Linked DNA regions of Homo sapiens: regions 2, 3, 4, 5, 6 and 7 are each linked to region 1. Evidence: chromatin contacts called from ENCODE Hi-C or POLR2A ChIA-PET data. All regions are on one chromosome and are shown on one strand. The core of a region is the stretch at or near the end of the contact, and the rest is flanking DNA. Distances in the headings are between cores, read along the strand shown.

Region 1 (3,187 bases), core at 449-2,948:
TCCTAAACTGAAGGTACAGGAAACATATCTTACACTCCAGGGAAAGGGAGGACTGACAAAAGCTATTCATTTGTACAGAATATCTAAGTATTTATTGAGTTCCCACCTGGCAGCAAGATCAAGGTGTTAAAAGGAAATCGGATATAGACCTGCAGAGTTATAGCACAAGGTAAGAAGTGACCATCCTTGTTTGGAAATGCAAGGGGAATGACAGGTGAAAATGACTGTCCCACTGATTATATCAGCTTCTACTGGGTATCAGTGCACCACGCATCATTTCACATGCCCTGATTTCTCACTTGGACAACCAACTGGGTGATGGCATCCTTAAGTGACATAGGAAAATAACATAGGAATATATTTGTGGTGGGTGACAACTTTTGAATTTGCTGTGGTATCTTGAAGTTTAGGTGTTTGTCTAAGTAGAGATGACCAATAGGTCCAGAATTCAGGAAAAATCTTGAGTATTTGGAGATTAGGAGTCATCATTATAAAAATAGTATGAGAAACAGAGACCTTGGGTAAGAGCATGCAAAGAGAGAGTGTACAGTGAAAAGAAATTATCGTTTCTTTCATTTTTTTATCCACTCATCAAACTGTCACTGCGTGTCACTAGAACTACGAATAAAAAGTGACAGAATGTTTCCCAGGAGTTTGTAACTTCTTGATGGTCAAATCCAATGATCTATTTGCAATCCCAAATGTGTTTAACATAATTCCACAGTTAGGCTTTATGTCAAACGGACTATATAAAATTCAACAGTTAGTTTAAAACTAAAACTTGTGCTGGTAGTACAACATGAGCAATACTGACCATCTTGGGGACAGAATGATCTAGTTTGTGAGGACCATAATTGCTTTAAACTCTCAGCGTGTTTTCTCATGTCCTGAAAATGGTGACAAAAATATTCGATTTTCAAGGCGACTGTTGATGATTCATTTACCAATCTAAAGCACTAGTGCCCCGCACTCGTAATCCATAACTTGAGATGAACACACCAAATTATAAATATCTTATTCACCTAATCCGTGGAAAGTTTGTAACACCAAAATATTAACTTCTGTTCTTGATCACTCAGCCTCCATAGTTATTCATGTTGCATGATCTGATTCGCTCTTTTAGAATTTCTCATAGCGTCAGGTACTAGCTCAAAATAACAGGAGCAACTGCTTCTTTCCATATCCCACATTGAGGAAAACACATTTTGCAAGCCGTCTTAAAGAAACAGGTCAACTTAGTTTAGGGATGAAACTTAAAAGTAAGCTTCGTCACAAAAAACACAGTTCAACACCACCTCGCCCGGCTGCAGGCAGCTCAGAGGACAGGAAGTGAGGCCAAGACATATTTCACGCAGCACAGACTAAACCCCAGCTTTTATCTTTCCCGCTGGTCCTTAAGGGACCAACCGTACTGATTTTCCGTCATGTTCCGCGCCACTTCCGTTCGCGCACTTTAATTACGTCAGGCGTCCTCTCTCGCGGTATCATCCGGTTGCTGAGGCCCTGTAATAAAGGTCTCGCGAAATTTGTTCTAGAGGTCCAAGTTTGCTTCTTAGCTTACTCCACCCCACCCCCAACCTGTCCCTCCTTTTCTTTCCAAGTCACAAAATTCTCCCCTCCCCTACCCCGGAGTTTACGGCCCTCCTCCTGTTTCCGATTTCAGCCCGGAACCGGAAGTGTAGTGGGCGGGGCCCGTCGGCGGAAAACGCAGCGGAGCCAGAGCCGGACACGGCTGTGGCCGCTGCCTCTACCCCCGCCACGGATCGCCGGGTAGTAGGACTGCGCGGCTCCAGGCTGAGGGTCGGTCCGGAGGCGGGTGGGCGCGGGTCTCACCCGGATTGTCCGGGTGGCACCGTTCCCGGCCCCACCGGGCGCCGCGAGGGATCATGTCTACAGCCTCTGCCGCCTCCTCCTCCTCCTCGTCTTCGGCCGGTGAGATGATCGAAGCCCCTTCCCAGGTCCTCAACTTTGAAGAGATCGACTACAAGGAGATCGAGGTGGAAGAGGTGAGCGAGGCCCGGCATGGAGACGCCGGTCCCGGCCTGCCCCGCCCCCGCCTCTGCCTGGTGCCGGCTCTGAAGGTGCCTCCCGGGGCCCCTCTAATTCGCGGGACCCTGCGGGGTCCACCCGGGAGACCCCACAGCCCTCAGTAACGTGGGAGTGGGGGTTACTCTCTGAGCTCAACTGCTCGGGAGTAGCTGCCTTTTTTCCTCTCTTGGGTACTCTTGATTTTGGATTTGATATTCCGGTGATAAACAGGAGAATGAACTGGTGAGATAGTGTGGTCCACCAGTTCTCGTATCTGTAAGTAGTAGTTTCAGCGAAGATCGTAGCCGTTCTGGAGTTTCAGTCCGCTGGACGTAATGTTCTTTTTTTTTTTTTTTTTTTTTTGAGACGGAGTCTCGCTCTGTCGCCCAGGCCGGACTGCGGACTGCAGTGGCGCAATCTCGGCTCACTGCAAGCTCCGCTTCCCGGGTTCACGCCATTCTCCTGCCTCAGCCTCCCGAGTAGCTGGGACTACAGGCGCCCGCCACCGCGCCTGGCTAATTTTTTGTATTTTTAGTAGAGACGGGGTTTCACCTTGTTAGCCAGGATGGTCTCGATCTCCTGACCTCATGATCCACCCGCCTCGGCCTCCCAAAGTGCTGGGATTACAGGCGTGAGCCACCGGGCCCGGCCGGACGTAATGTTCTTAATGGCCAAAGATTGTATTATATTCGACTTCTACTTCAGTACCTGGCATGTAGGGGATGCTCAATAAATGCTTGTTAAATTAGTAGATCATCAAGTCTAATAAAGTGTTTCCCTTAGCACCGAATGGTTCTCAATTTCTCCGATACCGCACAGCAATACTCGTAATGTTTAAATGCTCGGCTTTCAGTTGGGCTAATGTAGGTGAATTTCACCATAAGTAACATAGACTGGTCTACGATCAAAAGATGTTTCAAGTAGCATATTCTGAAGAGATAACGAATGATTTCGGTGACAATCAGAATATAATATTAGACTAGAAATCGCTATCAGAAAACCCATATCCTTTCTTTATTCTGCAGTAATTTATTTTAGAACAAGATATTTCAAAGTGACTTTAAAGCGTCGTTTTTCAAATTAACAGGTAAATTGGGTTCTAATGACTATAAAATTTAGAAAAGTAAAAACTGCATATATATTTTTTAAAGACACTTTA
Region 2 (2,920 bases), core at 21-2,520, 6.3 Mb before region 1:
CAGTATAATTAAATAAAGGGCATTTAAATTAGAGTGGCTGAAGCCGTCTTCCTTGCAGTGCTTTTGCTCTGATTAAGCATTATACTTAATGATTACATTAGTTTTCTTTTTAAAAAACTTTCCCTTTCTTCATTTTGGTTCTTTGATTCTTGTTTTATTATTATTATTCTATTCGATTATCTTTACATCAATATTTTCTTACTTTAAGCTGGTTAAAAACATCCACTCTACTTCATTTTGCTAAGCAGAGATCAGAACACTAAAAATAGATTTTGCAGCCACAGTAAGAGAAATACTGTAACTTCCTTCCTACTGCTTCCTTCCTGGTGGGTTTTATTTTAGATTAATAACAATATTTCTAAAGGGTCTTAAATAAAAGCAGCACTACAGTAACCCATTCAGGAAATGGAGAGAGACGGAGAAGGTGAATGTAACACTCGTTTTTTTGTTTGTTTGTTTTTTTTTTCTGACGTCTTATTGTCTGTTCCTTTCATTAAATTACACAGAGGCTTAAAAAGAATGAAGAAGGCAAGAGAGAAGAGAAATAGGAGAGGGAATGACTCAGCATTTAGTAGCATGGAGAAGTAAATTAGTAGCAAAAATAAGATAAGGGAAAGTATAACTAAAATCGATACCATTAGGTCAAATGAGAACGGGATGTAAAAAATAATGGAAAAAGAATACAGTGGCTTGAAAATGCATCAGGCGGGGGGACAGGAAAATAAGAGGCATTTAAATGAGAGCGGCTGAGAACAAATACTCATCGAAAGGGAACATCCTTTCATTATTTTCCTTTCACAAAAGCAGGAAAGGGCAACTTGAGAGCCCAGTTTGACCCTGGTTCAGTAAGTTCCATTTTTATCGGCTAACTCTTTGGTGGCATTGCCCTGTGAAACAACTTCAAGGTCAACTTCCTTACGACTTTGATTTTCAGCTCTTCACTGAAACTTTGGAATCACGTGGAGTCTTATCCAATGCTGGGCCTCACTCCACAAGAATTAAATCAGAAAGTCTGGGGTAGGGCCCGGCACAGAACTTTACAGAGCTTCCCGGGTGACTCCCTCGGAGTTCCAGCGTTAAAAGCAACCGTGGGTCTGGGGACTTAAGCCCCGCCACCTCCCGCCGGAAGCGGCCCTCGTGGGAGCCGTCACTCGCCCCGAAGGGAGGGGCTCCCTTTTAAATGCCCTGGGCAGAGAAGCGGTGTGTGGCCTCCCGAGCGCTAGGGGGCGACGGGCACGCATTTAAGCGCCCGCGGCGGGGCTTCCCCTCACTTGTGCGCATGCTCCGGGTGTCCCGGAGTTGTCCTGCGCCGGTGTTCCCACGTGCGGCCTGAACCTGAGCGCATAATGTTATGAGGAGATGGGAGCACTAGTGATTCGCGGTATCAGGAATTTCAACCTAGAGAACCGAGCGGAACGGGAAATCAGCAAGATGAAGCCCTCTGTCGCTCCCAGACACCCCTCTACCAACAGCCTCCTGCGAGAGCAGATTAGTCGTGAGTGGTGCGAGGGCGTTTCGGGGCCCGGGGGCGCGGAGTCCCTGTGCTGCCCGGCTGTCCCTAGCGTGGGTCCGGAGGCCGAGGGATCGGCGTCAGCCTGCTCGGCCGCAGCCGCTCGGGTTGGCGGAGCGTTGGAAGGGGGAGCCGCCAGGCCGGTGACATTGAGACTGTCCTCCGCGCCCGCGGTGAGGTCGGCGGCCCCGCCTACTTCCGAGACCCAGAGGCAGCAGCCAGTGCTCCCGCTAACCAGGCCCTCGCCGGCTGCTGTCACGGACTTGATACAGGGAATCAAAATCCGAGAGGGTCACAGAGCTTTCTCTAGGGGTCTTCACTGGACGATGGACGCAGAGCCTGACCTGGAATTTTGATTTCCATCTAAAGTATTTTCCTAACAGTCCAAATGATTATGTTTATTTTTTAAAAAAATTAAAGTGGTTAGGCCGGGCGCGGTAGCTCAAGCCTGTAATCTCAGCACTTTGGGAGGCCGAGGCGGGCAGATCACCTGAGGTCAGGAGTTCGAGACCAGCCTGGCCAACATGGCTAAACCCCGTCTCTACAAACAATGCAAAAATTAGCCGGGCGTGGTGGCGCGCCTGTAGCCTCAGCTTGTCGGGAGGCTGAGGTGGGAGAATCTCTCGAACCCGGGAGGCGGAGGTTGCAGGGAGCCGAGATCGCGCGACTGCACTCCAGTCTGGGCAACAGAGCGAGACTCCGACTCAAAAAAGAAAATAAAAGAAAGCGTTTGTGTTAAGCGTTTAGGATATTACAGGAAATTTTCCTTGATTTTAATATTGTGACTTTTTTCCTTTCCTTAGTCTATCCAGAAGTTAAAGGAGAGATTGCTCGTAAAGATGAAAAGCTGCTGTCGTTTCTAAAAGATGTGTATGTTGATTCCAAAGATCCTGTGTCTTCCTTGCAGGTAAATGTGTGTTTAATTAAGTGAATACACAATTTACTTATTTTGGGGCTTCAGGAAAATGATTAAGTGTGGCAAGTAGTAAAAAGAGTGCTCTGCAAGTGTGTGTTGTGATCAATCTACACGCCTTGGCAAAGTTTAAGCACACTGGTGTAAGACAGCAAGACACTTATGCCTTGGTTCACTGGATATTTACCAGAATTCTAAAATAACTTGTGGAAGTATTGATACAAGCAACTGTGTGAATTATTTCATAGTATTTCAGAATTTGTAGGATTTGGTAAGGCATTACTTCCAGTGGTTGTCATTTGAGTGACAAAAGCAGAGCTTTAATATTATTTTCTCATTCTTCTGTGGATTGAGGTATGTTCTAATCTCAGAGACTCCTTTAGTAAGTGGTGTTGTTGGATTTTGTGGGGTGTTCCTGTTTGTTTTTTTAAGGATGTATTCAGATAGGATATTTAAAATTAGAAGGATCAAAGAATACATTAGGAATGGGAACCTAT
Region 3 (3,132 bases), core at 565-3,064, 6.7 Mb before region 1:
TTTATGTTTGCATGTGATATTGTATTGTAATTGTCTTTTGTCAGGTTTCGATACCAGTGTGGTGCTAGCCTCATAAAACAAGCATCCAATCTCCTAATTTCTCTAAGAGTTAGTATAGAATTGGTATTACTCCTTCCTTAAATGTTTGGGAGAATTTAATAGTAAGGCCATTTGGCCTGGAGAGTGTTTGTTTGTTTTGTTGCTTTTGAGAAATGGTGTTGCTCTGTTGTCCAGGCTGGAGTACAATGGCACACTCACAGTTCACTGCAGCCTCGAACTCTCCAGCTCAAGTGATCCTCTCACCTCAGCCTCCCTAAGTAGTTGGGACTACAGATGAGCACCACCACGCCTGGCTAATATTTGTATTTTTTTTGTGGAGACAAGGGACAGGGTTTCACCATGTTGCCCAGGCTGGTCTGGAACTCCTGGTCTCAAGGGATCCACCTACTTCAGCCTCCCAAAGCCACTGTGCCTGCCCTGGCCTGAAGTTTTCTTGTAAGAAGTGGTGTGTGTGTGTGTGTGTGTGTGTGTGTGTGTGTGTGTGTGCAGAGAGAGAGGAGGGAGGCTTAACCAAAGATTCTGAGTACTACGATAAATACAGAGATACTCAAATTTTCTTCTTTTGTTGATTTTTGACAGTTTGCGTCTTTTAAGGAATTTGTCCATTTCACCTATGCTTATTGGCATAAAAATGTTCATAATGTTCTTTTAATATCCTTGTCCTTTTAATGACTAAATTTCATAGTGATGAAACCTTTTTAATTCCTGATACTGATAATTTGTTTATTTTCTTTATCAGTTTGGGTAGGGGGGTTATCAATTATATTGCTCTTTTAGAAAAACAACTTTTGCATGTATTTCCTTCCATTTATTTCATCCCATTTATTTCTACTATTTATCATTTCATTCATTTTGCTTGCTTTGGTTTCAATATGCTGGGGGTTTTTTCTAGTTACTTAAGACAAAAGTTTATTGAATTGAGTTCTTCTTTTTAATGTAAGCAGGTACTGTTACAAATTTTAGTGTTTTCATTTTAATTTAATTCAACGTATTTTCTAATTTTCCTGTGATTTTTCCTGATTCACAGGTTAGTTAGAAGTATGATTCTTAATTTCCAAATATTTAGAGTATTTCAAGTATCTACTTTATTTCTAGTTTAATGCCATTATGATCAGACTATACACTTTGTACGATTTAAATCTTTTTAAAGTTGATGACATTTGTTTTATGGCTCGGAATATGGTATCGCTTAGTGAATGTTTCATGTGCACTTGACAGGAGTGTGTATTCTGCTATTGTTGGGTTGGTCACCTATAAACGTCAATTAGGTCAAGTTGGTTAGTGCTTTCCAAGTTTTCCATATCCATACTAATTTTCTGTCTACTTGTTCCATCTGTTACAGAGAAAATTAATTGTTGCACTTGCCTGCCTCACAGTCCATGGACAAAAGGCATCTGCATTCTAACAAGAGTTGCTGGCCCCAGAGCGGGAAGAGGGGACGGCGCGACTGTGGGTGTGAACGAGGCACTCACTTCGCACTCACTGGAGTAAATATCTTCTCTTTGGTCCGGCCAGAGGATAAACCCATAGTCCTTAAGTCCTCTCCTCCGCCTCAGCAGCAGTTCTGTTTTTTTTTTTTTACCAGGCCCCGCCTTTCAGCCGAACGCACCAATTAAAGGTACAAAAAAAAAAGTTTCTCAGTACCTCGTCCCGGACTGACGGACTCTCGCGAGAATTCGTGGGGCTCCGACTGTTTCCGCGCAGATATCGCGAGGCGATTGGTAGCCGGGGGAGGGCTGCGCCGTGGCCCCGCCTTTCCGGAGCGCGGGCGCGCGGTGGCGGGAATTTCGCCTGTTTGCGGTTTAGACCCCAAAGATTCCTGTTGGTGGTCTGGGTCACAGGAGGCAGGTTTCGGGAGCTGGAAATGTGAGCGGGTACGACAGGCACCGCGGGTAACCGACGCCCCGGGTCCTTGCTGCAGCCGGGTACGCGGGATACCGGCACCCCGCCTTCTCCGCCCGAGTGCTGCCAGGCGTGGGCCTGGTGGGTCTCGCCTCCTCCTTGGAGGGTCGGGGTTGGCCCTAGGGGTTGCTTTCCTAATTTCCACCCCGAGCCGGGGAGGGAGCGTTCTCCACCCTGCTGCTGGGAAACGGGCGGAGAGTGGTTTAGAAACGTTGCGGAGGGCGCAGTTCTAGGCAAGCCCGGGACGCTATGTCCTGCAGACATTTCTTTGCTTTTCACCTTGTCCTGGGCTGCAGAGCCCGACTTAGTGGCCGGATTTCGAGGTCCCTGCCACAGCCAGTTGGTTGTGCATTTTGTCTTAAGTTCTGACAGCCTTGATGGACGGAGGGCGAGGGGGAATTGGGAATTTGGCCTCTGGGTTTGTTCGTTTGTTTTTCCTTCCTGCTGGCGGACGTCTTGAGAACTTTCTGAAGTAATCCCCACTCTCTCGGCCCCACCCCCCCCCCCCCAACAGGAATCTCTTCACACCTTCTCTTTGGAGCCCTTAATGATACGACGAACCCCAAGTGTTTCAGAACATGAAGTAAACAATGGAGAACTGTTCTGCTGCATCGACGTTCCTGACTGACAGCTTAGAGCTGGAGCTGGGGACGGAATGGTGCAAACCTCCTTACTTTTCTTGTGCTGTTGACAACAGAGGAGGAGGAAAACATTTTTCTGGAGAATCCTACCTCTGCAGCGGAGCCCTTAAGCGGTAGGTAAAACTCAGAGACATTTTCCCTCATCTGATTATTCACCAGTTTTTTAGGAATGTTAGTTATTTCAGCCCATTAAACTTTGGTGTTCACCAAGTCGTGTTTTATAAATCAGCTTAGTATATCATAAGGGTACAAATGATTATCAGTTCTGCTGGCTTCTTGGTAAGGGCATATCTAAAGTATTTGGGGTATTAGGGAAAACTTCCTTGGTAACTGATGTTCCCTTACTGTAGGGAGCTGGGCACTAATTTTTCTTCTACTTAAAATGAATTCCTAACTATCTGAGCCTTTTGCAGTAGTATTTCCTTCTAAAGAGTGTGATAATATTCTAGAGCTTTCCAGTAATATTTAAGAGAGACAAACATTTTTTATTGCCCCTGTTCCTTCTAATCCTACCTGCACATATAGAAGT
Region 4 (2,955 bases), core at 142-2,641, 5.9 Mb before region 1:
ACATTGGCGCTCAATAAAATTAATACAATGTATGAAAACAGGCTTTTAAAAAGTTTGTTTAGTCACTAACTTCTACATCACAATATCTGTATTTTTCACTAACTGATTCAATAAGTTAAAAAAAAACCTTTCAGAGTAAGTAGGTTTACATATGCTTAAATCATTTATTTAATTGGTACACATCATCCCATCACAAATTTCAAGTCTGTTGTCTCTTACAGGCCTGCTTCCAATCTTCAAATCTGAAGGGAAAATTGAAGACATTTATTTAGGTAGGAAAAAAGAAAAAACAAAACAAAACAAAACAAAAAATGCCCTAATTTCCAGTTTAATCAGAATTTTCTTTTAAATTAAGTGCATAATTGCCTCACTTACACACATGGTCTGCAAGCAGGCAGGGGATGTGGCCTAGTGAAACCATAACTTTTACCCACGTTAGTTACCCATGCAGTTACGAGTTTGCTATCAGTGGTAGAAAATACAGCATAAGGGGATTGCTGTCTTCCGGCTCAAAAGGAATAAAACATCGCAGGTAGGAAGTAGTCAAAGAATAGAAAGGCTTCTATTAGCGTTATTTTTAAAAAGCAGAGTTAGGCTCCTCTGGACACATCCTCCAAAGGTTAGTGGGCTTGTAGAAAATGTCAGTGCCCTGAATAACAGATGGGGTCAGGGGTCTAGCCCTAGGTCTGTTACGAGAGATAAAAGGGCAAGAAGTTTTAAGGATCAACATACTATTTGCCAAGTACTGTACTGGGGGCGGGGGTTAGCCTCTCCTTTCGAGCTCATTCTAGATCAGGAAGTGTATAATAGCCAAGATGTCACAGTGATTTGGTGGTTGGTGGGTGAGGGAGGGTCAAAGAAATGCTCAATAAAGGCAGCTCGAAATCACCGGCCCCGTCCATGGTGGGGCGGGGCGCGCCAGCATTTCGCTGCAGCTGGGCTGGGGGGCTCCAGGGCGTCCTAGGCTGAGGACTTTCCCGCCGAGCCTTGGACTTGGAACTGCGATCCAGGCTCGGGACAGAGGGAGGAGGAGAGAATGGTGACAAGCAGCGAGAAGACCCGGGATGCAGGGCCGCGGGTCTAAAGTCCCAGATACAGGCGTGTCCGCCCACGGCCTAATTTGGGCTCCACAAAGGAGAGGGAGGGTCGGGCACCTCTGCGTGGCCTCGGCGAACTGCGCCCGCTGGAAGTCGGCCGCCAACCGCCTAATCTCTTCCCAGGCGTCCGCCATCACGGCCTGACTCGCAGTAGACGCGGAGGAACTGCAGACACGTCAGCCGACAGGCGGTGGGAGAAGAGAGGCGGAACGGGCCGCGCAGAGGGACAAGAGGCTCCGCCCCCGACGCAGACACACCAAACGCTTGCGCCCGAGGCGCGGGGGGCGGGCGGAAGTGCCGTGGTTGTACCGCGGCGCTGGGGGTTCCTCCCGGCGAGACTGGCGGGGCTGCGGCGGCTAGGAGAGTGGTGCGTAGGTGTTTCTGGGGGGGTCGTGGGCAGGATGCAGGGCTCAGTAAAGTTTAGTGTCAGAACTTTGTTTGCGCTACCCCTAATATTTCCGTAGAGTAATAGTTGTATTAACTACTTTTCTTTTTTCTTCTGTCCTCCATTTGTTTTGGGGGAGGGTGCGGAGGAATAAGCCTGTGTCTAAGATTGGCGCCTCTCTTCTCTAGCTGTTAACTCTGAGCATTCCCTTTTGTATAGGGTATCGTGTTAATTTTTACATGCACCCAGAGCAGTCTGCCTTTTGGAAGATACATGGGAGACCCTACCGAAAGTAATTACTTTTTTTTTACAGAGTGAATAAATTTGCGTGTCATAAAGGCTGTATAATTGCTTTCGTGTCTAGAGTTCTAGAGTCTTTCGTATTTCTCTTATTGCAATGATTAACTTCATCAAATAATGAGGAATATAAACATAAGGTGCATGGCTATCAAGGAAACAGGGAAAGCAAAGAGAACATGTATCCTGCTTCCCTGTTGAGTAGATATTTACTCAGGTGTACCTTTCTTTTTTATATCTTTTTTATATCTTATGAATTGAAAATAAATCATGGGACCCCCAAATCACTAAGCTAAAGGGAAAAGTCATACTGGGAACTGCTTAGGGAATCCTGCCTCCCATTCTATTCAAAGTCACCCCTCTGCTCACTGAGATAAATGCATGTCTGATTGCCTCATTTGGAGAGGCTCATAAGAGAATGCAACTGTCTGTTATCTACCTATGACTTGGAACTTCCTCCCCACTTGGAGTTGCCCCGCTTTTCCAGATCAGACCAATGTTTATCTTACATATATTGATTGCTGCCCCATGTCTCCCTAAAATGTGTAAAACCAAGCTGTGCCCCAGCCACCTTGGGCGCATGTTGTCAGGATCTGTGCCATGTCATGGATGCAAGTTCTTAACTTTGGCTAAATAAACTTTCTGAGTTGATTGTGACCTGTCTCAGATATTTGGAGTTCATGTATCTCACTCTTTACTATTTAAAAAATATTATTCCAGTTAGAAAGAATGAATAATATCAAGTATTTGATAGCACAGCAGGGTGACTAGTTGTCAGAGGCGTTTGAACTAGAGCAACTCCATCTTGAATAGGGGCTGGGTAAAATAAGGCTGAAACCTACTGGGCTGCATTCCCAGGAGGTTAGTCACAGAGTGAGATAGAAGGTCCACAGGCAGGAAAAACAAGTCATAAAGACCTTGCCGATAAAACAGGTTGCAGTAGTGAAGCCAACCAAAACCCACCAGAAACCAAGATGATGAATACAGTGACCTCTGGTCGTCTTCACTGCTCATTATATGCTAATTATAATTCATTATCATGTTAAAAGACACCCCCACCAGTGCCATGACAGTGTACAGATGCCATGGCAACGTCTGGAAGTTACCTTATATGGGTCTAAAATGGGGAGGAACTCTCAGCCCTGGGAATTGCCTACACCTTTCCTTGGAAAACTT
Region 5 (2,809 bases), core at 98-2,597, 6.3 Mb before region 1:
CAATAGACACCCGAGACCTCAAAATAAAACAAAACTGACAGCCCAGGTATTAGGCTGACCTGTTCCATTGGCCTATCAGTGTTCCAGTAGAGGACCCAGTCCCATCAGAAAAAAAACAAAAAGCAAAAACCACTGCACTTTCATATAAGCTCTAGTAAGCCATGGCACACATTTTATATCTATCTCTATCTGTGTATAGAGATAGATCTAAAAATAATCAATAAGAGATTTTTTAAAAAACAGAATCTTCTCAGAAATGAGCAGAGGTGCAAAAAACTGCGCTTCAATACTGATGCAGGGGATATAAAAATGCTAGCAAAGATGTATGTCATGAATGCTACCTTCTTACGTTACGAATTCACAAACGTATTCCTGTTCTGGTCAATTTACAATAGAAGCTCATTCTTGTGTGGGGAAACACAATTAAATCATCTGCTTTTAATTTAAAATAATCACGACTAAGTGAACTGCAAAATAAAACTGGAAATAGAGGGGAAGAAGGGATCTAAACTGCAGTCATCTTTCTTTATAAGATCACCAAAATGGGAGTAAATTATGATTCAAGACACAATCCGTTGAAAAATTCATCTGACGAATCCTTTTTAAAGCATACCATATAGTGCAATTACGGCTTTTCTTGAAGTTGAATGAAACCGCCACCTGAATACAGATTAACAAATGCCAAATTACGAAAGGTCCTCAGTGTATATTTTATTTTAAATATCAAAATAAATAACGGCATCATTTAAGAAACCAGTTCTTTCAATAGATGTCCCACGGCTGATGTTTAAGCAAGTCTCCTTGGCAACCAAGGAGCACAGTACATATTGGGCTCAGGGGGAGGGAAGAAAGGGGGAGCGACTCCAGGGCTGGCAGCATAAGTAACCTGAGTAGTGGCTGCTCCCGTTAGACGACACGGGCAGAGGCTGCATGGGCTGCAAGCCCCTGAAATGTCAACTCCGGGTCTGCCCCCACTTGGCGCACCAGCAGCCTCCCACCCTCTTCCTCAGGTCTGCAGAACAGGTTACAAGGAGAGAGACTGGCTTACCCGATGGGGTGAGCGGTCTGCTGGGTTAGGTGCCAGAGACGGCAGCGCAGGCACCGGCCTCTCCTTGATGCACAATGGCTCTGCTTCGCCCCACGATGCTGAGGTTAACAGAACCCGCAGTAGCTTCGCTCTGCTGGTTCGGGGATGCAGTAGCGAAGACGAGCGTCCTAGCGTGTTTGTGTGTGCGAAAGTGTGTGTGTGTGTGTGTGTGTGTGTGTGTGTGTGCCTGCGTGCGTGTGTGCGCGCGACTGCCTGCGCGCTCCCGAACTGTCGCGCGGGGAAACTGCTCCCTAGTAAATAAAAAGCCCTAGCCAGCACTGCAGGTGGCACGTCCCGCTGACTCCGCCCCAGGCGGTCGCGTCAGACTGGAGACGCACCTTGGCACCCCCGGGGCGGGTTCAGACGCCACAGGGCTCCGCCCCCTCCCGCCTCCAGCTAGCCCGCGCGCTCCCTCCCCCTCCCCCGCGATCCCGCGCACATCCTTTCGCCACCCCGCGCGCAACGCCACCGCCCGCCGCCAGCGCGCTCGCTCCCCTGCCGCCCCCCGCCCCCGCCCCCGCCGTCGGCGAGCTGCCAGCGCGCGCCCGCCGGTCCCGGAAGTACCCTCCTCCACGCCGCCCTCCTCCTCGCTCTCCGGCACCTGCGTCGCCGGCCCCTGGGTCACATGCGCAGTCTGTAGCCACCACTGCGGCGACTGAGACCCGGGAACCCAGCCTGCTCGCCCCCAGACTCCTTTCCCAGGGCTGGCGGGCAATCTGAGCAAACAGACCCCGTGGCCCTAACTCGGTGTTCCAGGGAGTCCTTGCTCTGCTAACTTGTGAAGTTCAAGTTGCCTCTAGTCCTAGCGGCCCTACAGTGGCCCTCCTTAGGATAATACACTCTATGGTACTGACCAGAACAAATTCACAGTAACTTTAAGAAACGTCAGGGGAACCAACCCGCCAGAGGTGGACGAAATCCCCAAGCCTGAGAAATGAGAAAGGGTGTGATTACTGTGGTTACTACTAATTCAGCAATAAAACCGCAAACAGACAACAACCACAGAACCATACCATTAAATTCCAGGGCCTGGCACACTCAAGTGCCACTTCCGAGTCATTCAGGTCACTCCTGTGTAAAACATGCTGAGAAACTCACACTAAAGCAAAGTGGGTAATTTTAATAGGTAAGTATTCCACCACCGAATTGAAAACCTTAGTCCAACGTGGAGGTAAGACACCAGAAGCAGGAAGAGTGTAACTAAATTGGAGTAAACTGTATTTTGTAGAAGTTCAGGATTTAACTTACTGCAAAGATAGTATGTTAATCCTATTTCTTGCAGGTTTATGTTCTGCCACAGAGTTGGGCTAGGAACAGTGCCCTGATCTATTTTGAGGTGTCCTTAATGTTCTCATTGGTCTCAAATCAGTGGTTCAGCGATTATTTTCTACTTCTAGATCCACAGGATTTGGGGGTTTATTCGTTTGCTCCCTCTGGAGGTTATCTGTCTGGCTTGTAGTGCTTCATTTTCATGGTTTTGATATCTGGACGCTAGGATGCTGGGTACCTACTTATCTAGCAGTCCTGGACACAGCATAGGACAAGGGAAAGAATGACAAACAACTGACTACAAACATTAGGTGCAGTGTCATCCTAAGAATTTTTCATAAGCAACTTGATAGTTTTCATTGCGTTGTCTTCTATCAGAAAATCGAATATGAAAGCGTCTTTGAACCAAAAATATTGACAGTGACTGGTATCAATAAATAAAACAGTCCTTTA
Region 6 (3,003 bases), core at 481-2,980, 8.4 Mb before region 1:
TACATATATCAAAGAGATATCTGCACTTCTATGTTTATTGCAGCACTATTTACAATAGCCAAGATTTAGAATTGACCTAAGTGTCCGCGCAACAGATGAATGGATAAAGAAAATGGGGTACATATACACAATAGAATATTATTCAGCCATAAAACCCTCCACAAAATCCTTTTATTTGCAACAAACATGGATAGAACTGGAGGTCATTATGATGAGTGAAATAAGCCAAGCACAGAAAGGCAAATAATGCATGTTCTCACTCATATGTGGGAGTTCAGAAAGTGGATCTCAGAGACTGAGAAGTATTGGGGGGGTGGGCCATGGGGGAGCAAGGGGAGGTAAACATACACTTAGAAGAAACATACACTTAGAAGAAATAAGACCCGGTGTTCCATAGATCAGTAGGGTGACTACAGCTAACATTTATCAATAGTACATGTCAAAATAGCCAGAAGAGAACAATTTGAATGTTCCTAGCACAAAGAAAAGATAAATATTTAAGGGGATGAGTAACCCAGTTATGCTGATTTGATTACAGAAATGAATCAAATTATCACATATACCCTGAAAATATGTACAGCTATTATGCATCAAAAAGTTGAAGAAAATAAAAATTTTAATTTTTTTGTATACAATGTATATTGCATATCATATATTGATTCTGTTCATATATAAGTAAATATCCTTACTGGTTTGCCTCATTGGAGCATTCAGACAGCAAATAATGTGTAGTTCAACATTTTATTAAATATTTTCCATCTTAGTGGATATTTTGTAACAAGATAAATATGATGCAAACTAAAAAAAGTGCCAAGGGCGGGCGCGGTGGCTCACGGCTGTAATCCCAGCACTTTAGGAGGCTGAGGCAGGTGGATCACAAGGTCAGGAGATCAAGACCATCCTAGCCAATATGGTGAAACCCCGTCTCTACTAAAAATACAAAATATTAGCTTGGCGCCCTTGTAGTCCCAGCTACTCGGGAGGCTGAGGCAGGAGAATCGCTTGAACCTGGGAGGTGGAGGTTGCAGTGAGCCGAGATCGCGCCACTGCACTCCAGCCTGGCGACAGAGCGAGACTCCGTCTCAAAAAATACATAAATAAATAAATAAAGTGCCATACTGAATCTACCAAAAATAAATCAAAATGAGTAAGAGAGGCTGCCAGACCATCTTCTTCATCAGAGGTAATGGTCAGAGGCTTCTGAACGTTGGTATGGAAATGAGCCTGCAGGCAGGATTTGTATGCAGGGAAGAGGAGGTTTGTAAACTAGGTGAATTATACCTTCAGAGTGCATATAATGTATATTATACTTTTCCTCTACGTATGCGTACCAGCCGTATTACCTATGTATCATCTGATCCACCAAGTCTGGACTGAAGAAGTCCTTGTAGGACCACACTACACATGGCGAGCCGGTACTCGGAAGGGATTATTCCGAAGAGGATTTGTAGACACTACCCGCTGTGTATGACCTAGGCCCTTTACACGGGCACCACTGGAGCTAGGAAGCCAGCAGAAAGCTCCTCCCCCTGGCCTGGGAGCGGGCTGTCCGTAGGACCCAGAGCACCTCCCATGGGAGAAACGCCCGGCTTTGCTTCTGGCCCCGCCCCGCCTCCCTCCAGGCCCCGCCCCGCCTCCCCGGCCCCGCCCCAACCCCGCGGCCCCGCCCCTCCTCCCCGGCTCCGCCCCGCCTCCCCGGGCCCGCCGCTCCTCGCGGCCTCCGCGTCTTCCTTCCGGGTCGCGCTAGGCCGGGCTTGCGGCGGTTGTGCCGCATCTAGAGAGTCGGGGAGCCGCCCCCGCACCCAGGCCTTCTCGCGCTGCCTGGTCGCTGGTGAAGCCCGCGGCGCGCGCCTCTCCCGGACCCTGCAGGGTACGGCCCTTCCTTTACTTCTCCCTCCCGTGGGTCTCTGTCTTCTTCCTTTGGCGCCGGGGCGGGGCCGGGGCCGAGCCAGCGCGCAGCTCCGCGCTTTGGGGAGTCTGGACGCCTGGCAGAGGCCCCCGCTGCCCGCCCCTCCCCGCCCGCGGCCCCGCGCCCCCGCGCCTCCGCTTCACGCTTGCGGGGCTTGCTGGGGCCCTTGAGAACTGCTGACGTGCCTCGGGCTCTTTCTACGCTACAGTCTGCCTGCAGGCTGTGAGGCGTCGTTCGGACGTGTGCGCGGCTCAGGGTTGTTTACACCGCGGGGGACTGCGGGTCGCCCCACACCCGCGCTCAGTGCTGCGCCGGCAGCCACGCGTCGGCCACATGCCCGCCTGTGCTTGTGATTCCTGTGCCTGCTGCCTTGATTTCCCTCTGACATCCGATGGTTTTTGCCTAACCAGGCCTGTTTTCTTTCTTCAGGACTGCTACAGGGTGCCCAGCTACAACCTTGTTTCTGTGTTTAGGTTTAGGGGTGCCCCTAGAGTGTGATGATGACCATCTACTTGGCCTCCTTGTCGACATATTTATAACGGGTGGTTTTGGATTTCCTTGATTTCCCAGTAATCATTGCCACAAACCTTCGAGATGCATTCACAGATTGAAATACAGTATACAAATAACTATTATAGAAGGTGAAGATGGTATAAGCCTGTGGTCAGGTAGTTGCGTTGGCAGGATGCCCGTCTGGCTTTGTGCTCCGGAGGGCACATTACCACCAGGTGCAGGGATCTCTGCTTGCTTTGGTCTGTTCACAGACACAAGCTGCCTTTTCTGGTTCTTGCGTGCACTCCTTGGTTTCTTAAGTTCAGCTATAGGTATATATTTTTTTCTTTCAGGCTCACTTCCTGCCTCCATTATCCTGTACCGCATATTGTATCTGTTGGTTGAGTAGAGAGAGATTCATCCAGAGTCATCAGCGCTCCAATAGTCCTTTATCAGATTAAGGACTTGAGGGAAATGTGCATTATGCTTTAGTAGGCACTCTAAAAGTTCCTTGAATTGGATTCTTCTTTCCATACTTATGTTCTGAGTACTAACTTTGTTTTAAACTTCTGCGCCAAAAGTTGGCTTTTCTGAACTCTGCA
Region 7 (2,867 bases), core at 58-2,557, 8.8 Mb before region 1:
CTGTGAAATCAACATACTGTCTTTGAGGAATGGCATTGCATGCGTCCTTTTGAGAAGCCATCTTGTAGTTGAAGGAAAGCAGCAGGACGGAAACCAGACTTCCCCCCCACGGTTCCCTAAAAGTCACGGATAAAGAATGAAAAACCGGGACTAGTTAAGCCAAGGAGAGAAGAGCAAGTGTTCCCGGAAGGGGGCGCGATGTGTTGAGGTTAACAAAGAGAAAGACAGCTGCGGGGTCAGCTAAGGTCTCCGCTTTCGCTACCGACCCAGACTGCTCACCTTCACAAACTCACGTTTTCCTCAAGCGGCACCCTCGGCAGCGCTCAAGTGAGAGTATTCCATCCTTGGAATACTCCGAGAAGGTTCGAGCCAGAAGTTGGATTGCCTGAAATGCCGCTTCCAGCGCACTAAGTAACTTGAACTGCGCTAAGCAACTGGCCAGAATTGGTTTGGTTTGGTTTGACCCTGGGGTTCCTCCGTAGTCTGTAAGTGGAGTTGCGAACTCAACCCCTTCTCCAAGGCGGGAGTGTTTCTAGGAGGGAACATACTTCCCCTTAAAGGAAGATCACGTTGCTAAAGTAAAAAATTTGAAGGCGCCCTATGTGTAGAACACTTACGTTCTTGGCTTTCTGGCCACTATAAAGATGGGTCGGGAATGGCGCCAGCTACGTTAAAAAGTAACGTGCAGGAATGGTTCAGTTGCCCGGTGTTGACCAGAGTAGAGATGGTTTTGCCCACAAAAAAAATGGCGCCGAAACATGTCAATCCGCACAATCACGTGTTCACAAACCTGGATGAGAGATGGTATGGCTTCAGATGACAAACGGATGTTATTATTCTTTACTTCCGGGTGAGACAAATCGGGCGCCATCTTGTCTTGTTCCCGAAGAAGTAGAAGCATCGAAAGCGTTGGAGAGGTGTTACCGGAACGGCGGCGACAAGGGTGTTCCCGAACTAGAGTGGGTAAGTGATGGAGAACAATTATACGTGGGCACTTGCCGGACCATTACAACGTTCTTGGTTTCTGTGGCGAAGGTAGCATAACTTAAAATAGGCTGCGTACGCTGCTTGGCGCGACCGCTGGAACCTCATTCCTTTAAAGCGCTGCGGTCCGCCAGACTTGGTAAATCAGAGCGCTGCTTTCGCTGAAAAGGAAATGTCCTTGTTAAAGAGAGTGCTCACGGTCCCATCTTCTCACAGAGTTTCCTCTCGGACGAGAAGGGACTAATTGTTGGGTTCCTGACCGGCCGTTAAACACTGCGCGTGCGCAGTGGGAACCCCCTTGTGGGAAGGGGGTTCATGGGGGCGGAGGAGGCGGGGGCTCGCGACCTGGAGCTTATACCCTTTGAGGCTCTGACTACGCAGGCGCAGTTCCTTAGTTTGTGTTTTTCGTGTGTTCTTACCCAATGATGGATATTATGTGTTAAGCTTCGCTAAAGGTAGTATCCAATATTTCAGTTTTTTACCCTGTGGTGGATAGTATCGTCATCTGAACAAATTGAGCATTAGACAAATTTGTTTGTGGGTTGTTAAATTAACATTCTAGCTTAAGATTTTAATTCAACATTAATCTTTTACATCTTTTTACTTCCCCCTGCCCCCAAGTAAAACAAAATAAACTTAGAATTCCTCATTTGAGTGCAGCAGGGCGAAAACAACAGCAACCAGACTACTAAAGATTTTACTTGTGGAATTTTTTTGTAAAGTGGCAAAGGGCTTATAGAGAAAACAGTTCTTTAAAGATGTTCTTGAGAGTTTTTTTTTTTAACTTACTAATAGACTTTATGTTTTAGAACAGTTTTTGTTTACGTTGAGCACATACGACGTCCCCACTACACACACAGTTTATCTTCTTATTAATAGATGTTAGTATGGTACATTTGTTGCAACTAATGAACCAATAATGATAAATTATTAACTAAGGTCCATAGTTTATTCCTACTTCCTCACATTTTACCTAAAGTCCTTTTTCTGTTCCAGGATGCCAGCTAGGATATCACATTACATTTAGTTGTTGTATATTCTTAGGCTGTATATTCTTGGCTGTGACAGTTTCTCAGGCTTAACTAGTTTTTGATGACTGTTAAGGGCTGACTTGTGCCCCTCTAAAATTCGTATCTTGAAGTCCTAACCTCAGTACCCCAGAACGTGACTGTATTTGGAGAGAGGGTCTTTAAAGAAGATGAGGTCACTAGGGTGGACCTTAGCCCAATATATTAATAACTGCTGTCCTTATAAGAAGAGAGTAGGATACAGAGGGATGATCATGTGAAGACATAGGGAGAAGACAACCATCCACAAGCCAAGGAGAGAGGCCTTAGAATGAAATCAACCCCATAGAGCTTACACTATACGCCTCCAGAACAGTGAGGAAATAAATTTCTGTTGCTTAAGCCACCCAGTCTTTGGTACTTTGTTATGGCAAGCATACCAAACTAATACAGTGACCTTGACATTTTTTGAGGAGTATGGTCAGGTATATTGTAGGGTGCCCTGCTATTGGAATTTGCCAGACGATTTTCTCATGATTAAAATGGCCTTACGGACTATATCAGGGGAAGATCACAGAGGTAAGATGCCCTTTTCAACACATGCTATCAAGGATACATACTATCAAGGTGACTTATCACATTATTACTGACCTTGATCATCCTTCTGGAGTAGCGTTTGTTAGATTTATCCACTGTAAAGTTACTTCCCCCACCCCTTTTTATACTGTTCTCTTTGGAAGGAAGTCACTTTGCAGAGCCCACGCTTACTGAATGGACAGTTGTGCTCTTCCTCAGTTAGGGTGGAATATTTACATAATTTATTTGGAATTCTCTGTGGGAGATTTGTGTCTTCCCTCACATTTATTTGTTAGTTTA

Evidence for each region. Hi-C counts contacts between places; a loop is a spot of excess contacts on that map. ChIA-PET counts read pairs that join two places held with the same protein, here RNA polymerase II (POLR2A). Pooled maps may share reads with other maps.
Region 2: a pooled map shows a loop between it and region 1 (21-fold over the local background). The contact joins the promoter of NDUFAF4 here to the promoter of MAP3K7 in region 1. A Hi-C loop is called at or near these places in 10 of 50 pooled maps.
Region 3: a map of CD14-positive monocyte shows a loop between it and region 1 (18-fold over the local background). The contact joins the promoter of MMS22L here to the promoter of MAP3K7 in region 1. A Hi-C loop is called at or near these places in 3 of 168 maps with a recorded cell type or tissue (CD14-positive monocyte, CD4-positive, alpha-beta T cell and naive thymus-derived CD4-positive, alpha-beta T cell) and 11 of 50 pooled maps. POLR2A ChIA-PET finds 5 or more read pairs at or near these places in 1 of 52 experiments (WTC11).
Region 4: a pooled map shows a loop between it and region 1 (15-fold over the local background). The contact joins the promoter of UFL1-AS1 here to the promoter of MAP3K7 in region 1. A Hi-C loop is called at or near these places in 3 of 37 single-sample maps with no recorded cell type and 11 of 50 pooled maps.
Region 5: a pooled map shows a loop between it and region 1 (14-fold over the local background). The contact joins the promoter of KLHL32 here to the promoter of MAP3K7 in region 1. A Hi-C loop is called at or near these places in 9 of 50 pooled maps.
Region 6: a map of CD4-positive, alpha-beta T cell shows a loop between it and region 1 (11-fold over the local background). The contact joins the promoter of FBXL4 here to the promoter of MAP3K7 in region 1. A Hi-C loop is called at or near these places in 4 of 168 maps with a recorded cell type or tissue (CD4-positive, alpha-beta T cell, CD8-positive, alpha-beta T cell and naive thymus-derived CD4-positive, alpha-beta T cell) and 7 of 50 pooled maps. POLR2A ChIA-PET finds 5 or more read pairs at or near these places in 1 of 52 experiments (B cell).
Region 7: a loop to region 1 is called in a pooled map, with 10 times the contacts of the local background. The contact joins the promoter of PNISR-AS1 here to the promoter of MAP3K7 in region 1. A Hi-C loop is called at or near these places in 2 of 50 pooled maps.

Annotation. Positions count from the first base shown.
Region 1 is chr6:90,585,583-90,588,769 of GRCh38, reverse strand. MAP3K7 (mitogen-activated protein kinase kinase kinase 7) reads left to right here and starts at 1,698. Exons shown (of 17, transcript NM_145331.3): 1 at 1,698-2,006. The coding sequence starts at 1,887. LOC124901363 (a long non-coding RNA gene) reads right to left here and starts at 1,976. Exons shown (of 2, transcript XR_007059680.1): 1 at 815-1,976. RefSeq lists silencers at 1,566-1,762, 1,759-1,878.
Region 2 is chr6:96,896,241-96,899,160 of GRCh38, reverse strand. NDUFAF4 (NADH:ubiquinone oxidoreductase complex assembly factor 4) reads left to right here and starts at 1,270. Exons shown (of 3, transcript NM_014165.4): 1 at 1,270-1,495; 2 at 2,314-2,417. The coding sequence starts at 1,360. It also overlaps a transcript of KLHL32 not described here. RefSeq lists an enhancer at 1,348-1,447.
Region 3 is chr6:97,281,898-97,285,029 of GRCh38, reverse strand. It overlaps MMS22L (MMS22 like, DNA repair protein), which reads left to right and starts at 1,814. Exons shown (of 25, transcript NM_001350599.2): 1 at 1,814-1,934; 2 at 2,477-2,716. The coding sequence starts at 2,553. RefSeq lists enhancers at 1,538-1,597, 1,978-2,237.
Region 4 is chr6:96,520,150-96,523,104 of GRCh38, reverse strand. It overlaps UFL1-AS1 (UFL1 antisense RNA 1), which reads left to right and starts at 1,391. Exons shown (of 4, transcript XR_007059687.1): 1 at 1,391-2,955. It overlaps UFL1 (UFM1 specific ligase 1), which reads right to left and starts at 1,299. Exons shown (of 19, transcript NM_015323.5): 1 at 1,155-1,299. The coding sequence starts at 1,231. RefSeq lists enhancers at 1-838, 1,505-1,694, 839-1,710, 1,711-2,582, 2,583-2,955.
Region 5 is chr6:96,923,266-96,926,074 of GRCh38, reverse strand. It overlaps KLHL32 (kelch like family member 32), which reads right to left and starts at 1,347. Exons shown (of 11, transcript NM_052904.4): 1 at 1,049-1,347. RefSeq lists a silencer at 1,311-1,620.
Region 6 is chr6:98,946,673-98,949,675 of GRCh38, reverse strand. FBXL4 (F-box and leucine rich repeat protein 4) reads left to right here and starts at 1,730. Exons shown (of 10, transcript NM_001278716.2): 1 at 1,730-1,870. RefSeq lists silencers at 1,309-1,603, 1,901-2,210 and enhancers at 1,336-1,847, 2,651-2,840.
Region 7 is chr6:99,423,311-99,426,177 of GRCh38, reverse strand. It overlaps PNISR-AS1 (PNISR antisense RNA 1), which reads right to left and starts at 1,307. Exons shown (of 3, transcript NR_125843.1): 1 at 1,064-1,307; 2 at 791-954. It overlaps PNISR (PNN interacting serine and arginine rich protein), which reads left to right and starts at 870. Exons shown (of 12, transcript NM_032870.4): 1 at 870-963. RefSeq lists enhancers at 69-118, 11-305, 189-408, 8-528, 529-1,048 and 3 more and a silencer at 1,212-1,392.